Regions from separate parts of the Homo sapiens genome. Here region 1 is linked to region 2. Evidence: read pairs that join two places in POLR2A ChIA-PET (ENCODE). Cell type or tissue: B cell. All regions are shown on one strand. Each heading gives the region's core, and the rest is flanking DNA. Links, peaks and the distances in the headings are about the cores only.

What was found. ChIA-PET counts read pairs that join two places held together with the same protein. Peaks named below come from ENCODE experiments on the same cell type or tissue, not always from the same donor. Only the 100,000 strongest peaks of a DNase experiment are listed, where the experiment ranks them.
Region 1: POLR2A ChIA-PET joins it to region 2 with 6 read pairs; 2 of 35 experiments call an interaction of 5 or more read pairs at or near these places.

Annotation. Positions count from the first base shown.
Region 1 is chr9:129,373,895-129,377,678 of GRCh38, forward strand. No RefSeq gene overlaps it. Among named protein-coding and RNA genes, the nearest start is that of LINC01503, 39 kb to the left of the region's middle. In B cell, for the core only: no CTCF peak of the experiment used is centred there; no DNase peak of the experiment used is centred there.
Region 2 is chr9:129,936,277-129,941,441 of GRCh38, forward strand. All of the region lies in intron 6 of FNBP1 (formin binding protein 1), which reads right to left. Among named protein-coding and RNA genes, the nearest start is that of MIR6855, 69 kb to the left of the region's middle. In B cell, for the core only: no CTCF peak of the experiment used is centred there; no DNase peak of the experiment used is centred there; H3K27ac peaks cover 761 bases.

The DNA.
Region 1 (3,784 bases), core at 1-2,500, 560 kb before region 2:
AGCTACTTGGGAGGAGGTGGAAGGATCACCTGAACCTGGGTGGTCAAGGCTGTGGTGAGCTGTGATCATGCCACTGCACTCCAGCCTGGGTGATAGAGTGAGACCCTGTCTCAATAAATAAAATAAAATAAAAATAACACTAATAGTGTTGTTTTGAGGACTTAAAGAGTCAATGTACTCAGAACACCATTATATGTCTTTATTATGGATGCTGTTAGATAATCTCTTCTTCTTTTCTGGTTTAAGTCATTTTCTTTGTCTTTAGGATTACATATTTGGTATAGATAATTGGGTTTGGTTCACTATTATTTATCCTTCTTGTGGTTGATGCATTTTTTTTTTTTTTTGCGCCACTGCTCTTGGCTGACTTTTTAATTTTTTGTAGAGACGAGGTCTCACTATGTTGCCAGGACTGGTCTCAAACTCTTGGGCTCAAGCTATCTTCCCACCTCATCCTCCCAAAGTATTGGGATTACAGGTGTGAGCCACCGTGCCCAGCCTGATGCACTTCTTAAATTTGAGGAATTGTGTCTTTCATCAATTCTGGAATATTCTCAGACATTATCATGCTGAATATGATCTCTTTTCCATCCTCCTTATAATCTATCTCTTTCCAGGTCTTCTCTAAGCCATATGTTGGACTCTTTTATTCTTTTCAATGTGTTTCTATTTTTATTATTTATCTCTTTATCTTTGTTTCTTTAAAAAAATTTTTTTAGAGGCAGCATCTCACTCTGTTGCCCAGGTGGGAGTGCAGTGGTGTGATCACAGCTCACTGTAACCTTGAACTCCTGGGCTCAAGCAATCCTCCTGCCTCAAGCCTCCCCAGTAGCTAGGACTAAAGGCATGTGCCACCACACCCAGCTAATTTTTAAAATTTTTTTGTAGAGACAGGGAGTCTTGCTATGTTGCCCAGGTTGGTCTCAAATTCCTGGTCTCAAGTGATCCTCCTGCCTTGACTTCCCAAAGTGCTGGTATTATAGGCATGAGTCACTCCATCTGGCCCTCTTTATCTTTGTGGGCTACATTCTGGGTAATTTCCTCAGTTCTGTCTTTCAGTTCATGAACACTTCTTCAGCTGCGTCTTATCTGCTATTTAACCAAGGCATTGAAATTTATTTTCAGTGGCTACGGTTTTCCTTTCAAGAAGATCTTTGTTTTTCCTTCAACTTTGCCTCTTATTTTTGTTTGTGTTGTTTTCTTTTCTTTTGTTTTCTATTTTTGAGACAAGGTCTGGCTCTATCACCCAGGCTAGAGTGCAGTGGCGTGATCTCGGGTCACTGCAACCTCTGCCTCTCAGGCTCAAGCCATCCTCCCAACTCAGACCCCTGAGTGGCCGCTGGGACTACAGGCGCTCACCACCATGCCTGGCTAATTTTTATACTTTTCATAGAGACAGGGTTTCGTCATGTTGGCCAGGCTGGTCTTGAACTCCTGACCTCAAATGATTCGCCTGCCTTGGCCTCCCAAAGTGCTGGAATTATAGGCGTGAGCCACTAGGGCTGGCTGCCTCTTTTTTCATGGTGTCTTTTCATTTTCTTATTTTTTTTCTTTTAATAATTTAAAGCACACTTCTTTTGTAGTCTCTTTCGGAGTGTGCTCTTATCCCAATTTCTTGGTGGTCTAATCCTCTTCTTGTTTTGTCTGCTGACACTCCCTGTTGAGGATCAGTTCATTTTGCGGTTTGCATTTTTAGCTGTGAGCTCCTGTTCAGCGAGGATCTTGCTTTTTGTTGGGTTCTCAGCTACAGAATGGCTTCTTGCTCCAGTTGCCTCCTCCCAAACTCCAGTACTGGGTGATCTCCCATTTTTTCTTTCAAGATCAATTTTTTTTTGTTGTTGTTGTTAAATTTTGTCCATATTCCTCAGCAGGAGCAGTGTCAACATTAGCTCAGTCTGCTAGGTTAGGTTAGTCAAATTTAATAGATGATAAAGACATCATTTAAAATCAGTAGGGAAAAGATGAGCTATTTATTAAATGGTATTAAGACAACTGTTCAATATCTGGGGGCGGAGGGAGGCTGTTAGCCTTAACATACACCATAACTAAAATAAATTGCAGACAAAACGAAAACTTAAATATAAAAGTGGAACTATAAAAGTGCTAGATGAAAAGAATGTGATGGGAAAGGCCTGTTTAATTATTCAACGGATGGTAAAATCCTCCTGAAGCTTTGCTACGAAAAAGTTTGAAAGTTATGTACATGGAAGAACTACGAAAAAAAGCCCTAAAAAGTAAGTGACCAATTAAGAAGATATTTACAAGAGATGATAAAGGCTCAATATCCTGCATCTACAAAGAGCTCTCACATATCCATTAGAAGACAGTGAATACCTAATAGGGACATATGCAAAGGACATGAATTAGTAATTCACAAAATAAGAAATAAAAAAAGCCAACAAGCATATGAGAGTAGGTTCATCTTCACTAACAACAAAAGAAATACATGTTAAAACAAGTTATCCTTTTACCCTATCAAATTGGCCAAAAATTTCAAAAAGATTAAAATATCCTGTGTGGTGAAGGAAAAGGGGTTCTACAGAATCCCTCTTCCCTTGGTCTCAAACTCCTGACCTCAAGCAATCCTCCCATCTTGGCCTCCCAAAGTGCTGGGATTATAAGCAGGAGCCACCGCGCCTGCTGTCTTATTTGGAAAAAGGTACATTTTGTCAATGTAATTAAGGTAAGAATTATTTATTTATTTATTTATTTTGAGATGGAGTTTTGCTCTTTTTGCCCAGGCTGGAGTGCAATGGCGCGATCTCGGCTCACTGCAACCTTCACCTCCTGGGCTTAAATGATTCTCGTGCCTCAGCCTCCTGAGTAGCTGGGACTATAGGCGTGCGCCACCACATCCGGCTAATTTTTTGTACTTTTAGTAGAGATGGAGTTTCACCATGTTGGCTAGGCTGATCTCAAACTCCTGACCTCAGGTGATCCACCCGCCTCAGCCTCCCCAAGTGCTGGGATTATAGGCGTGAGCCACCACTCCCAGCCAGGATTTTTTTTTTTTTTTTTTGAGTCAGGTTCTCACTCTGTCATCCAGGCTGGAGTGCAGTGATACAATCATAGCTCACTGCAGCCTCAAACTCCAGGACCAAAGCAATCCTCCCACTTCAGCCTCCTGAGTAGCTGGGAAAGCAGGTGTGTGCCACTATGTCCAGCTAATTTTTCTATTTTTTGTAGAGATGGGGGGTGTCACTGTGTTGTCCAGGCTGTTCTCAAACTCCTGAGCTCTAGCAATCCTCCCACCTCTGCCTCTCAAAGTGCTGGGATTACAGGTGTCAGCCACCTTGCCTGGCCAAGTTAAAGATCTTGAAATGAGGAGGTTATCCTGGAATAAGACACTTGGGGAGAAGACAGACAGACAGATAGAGGAGGAGACTGGAGTGATGAGTCCACCAGTCAGGAATACCAGCCCTGAGAAAAGCTGGAAAATGCAAAGAAGCATTCTTCCCTCTAATCTTGGGAGGGAATGCAGCCTTGATGACAGCTCGATGTTGGGCTTTGAGCCTCCAGAGCTGTGAGAGAATGAATTTCTGTTGTTTTAAGCCATCGAGTGCGTGGTCATTTGTCTGACAGCCCTAGGAAGCCAATACAGAGTGTCATCGGGACATTTTGGAGGGTAATTTGGCAGAATGTAGCACAGGCCCTAAAACGTGCATCTCTTTCCTTCTAGAAATTTCTCAAGATTAATAATTGAGAATTTGTCAAAGATCCCTTAGCAAGGACATTCACCGCAGCCTTCTTCTTTAAAGGAAGTTGAGTAAACAACCTATATGTT
Region 2 (5,165 bases), core at 1,267-3,766:
ATGGAAATGGGGGCTCAATCTAGATTTTATTCCCTTTCCTCTAAGAATGCACTCTTTTGCCCACAGACAGGATGCCTGTAATCATTATTCAGTGAGCAGCAACCTGCAGCAGCTCCTCCTGACTGGCAGATGGGCCTGGCGGCCACCCAGAGGCTGGGGACACAGCAAGAATCCAGCACAGCACCGATCCCGATTCCCTCCTCCCCAAACTACCTGAGCCATGGACCTCATTTTGTGGACAAAATTAAACTTGCCACTTTCACAACCTGTGTTATCTAGCCACCTTTTGTTCTTTTTTCTCCTGCTTAAAAAAAAAAAAAATTTTGCTGTAGGTAATTCAAACTTACAGAATTGTATGGTTTAAGAAATAAAAGTTTCTGCACATTCCAGCTCCTGATAACCACTAGAGGATCATGACTTTCAGACGTGGCCAGGTAAATGAGAATAAGCACTGGTATTTTTACAGCACACAAATGAGGTAGAGGCCACTGGATATTATTTTCTATTTCTAGGTATTTTTGAGAACAGAAAAAATAGCAACCTGTTGGAAATCCCTGAAAATCCTATTCGTATTTCTCTAGGATTTGTCAATGGTTAGGAATAAAACTAATGGCCAGGTGCGGTGGCTCACGCCTGTAATCTCAACACTTTGGGAGGCTGAGGCAGGTGGATCACCTGAGGTCAAGAGTTCGAGACCAGCCTGGCCAACATGATGAAACCCTGTCTCTAGTAAAAATACAAAAATTAGCTAGGCATGGTGGCACATGCCTGTAGTCCCAGCTGCTTGGGAGGCTGAGGCAGGAGAATTGCTTGAACCCGGGAGACAGAGGCTGCAGTGAGCCAAGGTCACGCCACTGCACTCCAGCCTGGGGGACAGAGTGAGACTCTGTCTCAAGGGGGGGAAAAAAATAAAAGGAATCAAACGAATTTTACTCTAGTCTTTGACCCAAAAATTCTGCTTCTGAAAATTTATCCTAATGATATAATAACAAAAGATATCCAACAGTGCTGTTTATAATAGCCAATAATTTAAAATAATTTGAAACAAACAAATCATTGGTTAAATATTATGTCACACTTTTGATGAGCTATGTATATCCTGTTTTAACAATGTAAAGCCATATTTAATAAGATGAAGTAAATGTATATATAACTTTTAAGAATTTTTAAAGTTGGCCGGGCGCAGTGGTTCACGCCTGTAATTCCAGCACTTTGGGAGGCTGAGGCGGGCGGATCATGAGGCCAGGAGTTCAAGACCAGCCTGGCCAACACAGTGAAACCCCGTCTCTACTAAAAATACAAAAATTAGCTGGGTGTGGTGGCACGTGCCTGTAATCCCAGCTACTCGGGAGGCTGAGGCACGAGAATCGCTTGAACCCAGGAGTTAGAGGTTACAGTGAGCCAAGATATCATGCCACTGCACTTCAGCCTGGTGACAGTGAGACTCCGTCTCAAAAAAAAAAAAGAATTTTTAAAGTTTATCAGAGTTTGCCTTTGACAAATTTATAAGGGCAGCTAAAACACAAAACAGAGAAAAACTTCAAAATAAGTTAACCAAAGAAATATGCTTTATATAACCTAGAAGTGAACCAAATTTTAAAAAAGGCTGGCCGCGGTGGCTCATGCCTGTAATCCCAGCATTTTGTGAGGCTGAGGTGGGCATGTCAGTTGAGGCCAGGAGATTGAGACCAGCCTGGCCAATATGGTGAAACCCCATCTCTACTAAAAAATACAAAAATTAGTCGAGTGTGGTGGTGCGTGCCTGTAGTCCCTGCTCCTAGGAGGCTGAGGCAGGAGAATCACTTGAACCTGGGAGGCAGAGGTTGCACTGAGCCGAGATTGAGCCACTGCACTCCAGCCTGGGCAACAGAGTGAGACTCTGTCTCAAAAAAATAAATAAATTAATTAATTTTTTAAAAAAAGCTCTGAAAAGCTAATGGAGTAGAAGGGACACTAAGGAAGAGATGAAAAAGCTCTTTGTCCAGAGCAAAGTTGTTGGATGATAAACGGCATTGTTTAAATTTCCCAGCAAACTGTTGTATCTAGAATATATTTTCAATTTCAAGACTAAGAATGCATTTAAAAATTCCTTTTCAGATAGAGTGCTGTGAGTTTTTGTTGGAGACTTCCAGGCCAGGAGCTTGCCAAAACAATGAGTCTGTCTTTGATAAATTATAAGGGCAGCTAGAATACAAAACAGAGAAAAACTTCAAAATAAGTTAACCAAAGAAATATGCTTGAACTATTCCAGCAATTTCCTGACTCTTTTTTTTTTTTTTGAAAACAGTCTTACAACTTTCTAGCTCCAGTATTGTAGGTGGAGGGCCACTGAAATAGAAGGAGAGAATGCAGAAAGATAGCCAGTGAGACCAGCATCTCAATCCCACATGGCCCATTCACTTGCTAAACAGTTTTAAGAAAAGGTCTTCTGTTTCCCTATGCTCTGGTTGCCTTATTTGAAATATCTATTTACTCAAGGTGAGTGACAATTTCTGCTAAAAGAGAAGAGGCCAATGCTGATATTTCTCATCATGATGTTGGCAAGCCTCCAAGGGAGGCTGGTAGAAATTCAGCACGAGCTTGGAGATCCTGCTAAGATGTAAATGATGGTTTCCAAGACTTGGCCCCCCTTTCCCCCCTGGTTTCTCACGCATGGTCATTGGCAAGAGACTTGAGTTTTTCATTATGGTAGGTTTGAAATTGATTATTATTACTTTTGAGACAGAGTATCCCTCTTGTCACCCAAGCTGGAGTGCAGTGGCATGATCTCGGCTCACTGCAACCTCTACCTCCCAGATTCAAGCGATTCTCCTGTCTCAGTCTCCCAAGTAGCTGGGGGCAGTGGCTCACGCCTATAATCCCAGCACTTTGGGAGGCTGAGGCGGGTGGATCACCTGAGGTCAGGAGTTCAAGACCAGCCTGACCAATATGATGAAACCCCGTCTCTACTAAAAATACAAAAATCAGCCGGGCATGGTGGCATGTGCCTGTAATCCCAGATACTTGGGAGGCTGAGGCAGGAGAATCGCTTGAACTCACGAGGCAGAGGCTGCAGTGAGCCGAGACTGCACCACTGAACTCCAGCCTGGGCAACAAGAGCAAGCCTCCGTCCCGAAAAATAAAAAAATCTTGCATATGTTATCACATGTTATTCAGTAATATACTGTCAATGAAGTAAATATGTAAGACTATAAGCCCTTCCTGCACTAACCTCAATGTTAGTTTTGTCTTCTTTTAGATGGGAAATAATTAGAGAAACTTCTTGTGACCACAGAAGACCAGGAAGCTTATGTAGGTCTCAAGCTGTGGAGTGGGGGAAGAGTGTCTTCTAAAATACAAAAGCTTCAGCCTGTGCTAGTACAGATGGTGCAAGATTCCCCAAGCCAAGAAATTAACATAAAAATTAGTTCCAGGTTGTCTGGCAGAAACACTATAAAACCTCACTGGGGGGATACTTCTACAATCCTGTTTTTATAAGATTCCCGGAGAAAAAACAATCTCTGTCAAAGTTACGCTCATACAAAAAAGGTAGTAATAATATAAATGCACAAGGAAATAAACCACCATGAGAGCTGATGCGATAGTAAGAAAAATGAGAACCTGAGCTAAAAGAACAATGTGAAAGAAAATATAAGAACAACAGGCCAGGCACAGCGGCTCACACCTGTAATCCCAGCACTAGAGGAGGCTGACGTGGGAGGATCACTTGAGGCCAGGAGTTCGAGACCAGCCTAGGTAACATAGTGAGACTCCATTTCTAAAAAAAAATTAAAAATAAGCAGGGCATGGTGGTGTACAGCTGTAGTCCTAGCTATTCCAGAGGTTGAGGTGGGAGGATCACTTGAGCCCGGGAGTTCGAGGCTATAGTGAGCTATGATTGTCCCACTGTACTTCAGCCTGGGCTTAGGTGACAGAATAAGACCCTCTCTCAAAAACAACAACAAAACAACGACAACAACAATGACAACAAAACAACATTTTGAAGGATTAAGTTAGTAAAAGATGCAAAAGGAATCATAAGAAAATAATAAGATGCTCTAAATATAGATCAGGTATATCTTCAAAAGAATAAAATGGAACTTCTAGAAATAAAAAATACAGTCATTGAAATTTTAAAATTCAATAGATGAGTTAAATAGAATAATTTGAAGAGACTTCATGAAGTAGCTGACAAAGTTACATCATATGTAATATATAGGAAATGAAATCTATGAAAAAGAAGTTATGAGGCGTGGGGAACAGAATGAGAAATTTCACACACATCTAATATGAATCCCAAAACCAACAATATTAATAACAACATAATATAGGAAGAGTTAATGCTGGAGAGTTTTCATATATATATATATACATATATATACATATTTTTAGATGGAGTCTCACTCTGTCACCCAGGCTAGACTGCAGTGGCACAATCTCGGCTCACTGCAACCTCTGCCTCCCGGGTTCAAGCGATTCTCCTGCCTCAGCCTCCTGAGTAGCTGGGACTACAGGCGCACACCACCACACCCAGCTAATTTTTGTATTTTTAGTAGAGACGGGGTTTCACCATGTTGGCCAGGATGGTCTCAATCTCTTGACCTCGTGATCTGCCCACCTCGGCCTCCCAAAGTGCTGAGATTACAGGCGTGAGCCACCACACTGAGTTTTCATATATTTATGAAAGGAACAAATCCTCTAGGAACCCCAAACAGAATAAATTAAAAATAAAAAGTCTGTGCTTTGAAACATCATATTGATGCCATGGATACCAAAGGGAAATACAAGGTCTTCACAACTACAGGAGAAAGCAAAATATCTACAAAGAAATGCTATTAAATAGAACGTCAAGGCCGGGTGTGGTGGCTCACGCCTGTAATCCCCGCACTTTGGGAGGCTGAGGCGGGCAGATCACCTGAGGTCAGGAGTTCAAGACCAGTCTGGCAAACATGGTGAAACCCTGCTTCTACTAAAAATACAAAAATTAGCCGTGCATGGTGGCCCACGCCTGTAATCCAGGCTACTTGGGAGGCTGAGGCAGGAGAATCACTTGAACATGGGAGGTGGAGGCTGCAGTGAGCCAAGACTGCGTCATTGCACTCCAGCCTGGGCAACAGAGCGAGACGCCATCTTAAATAAATAAATAAATAAATGCTATTAAATAGAATGTCAAATTCCCAAGAACA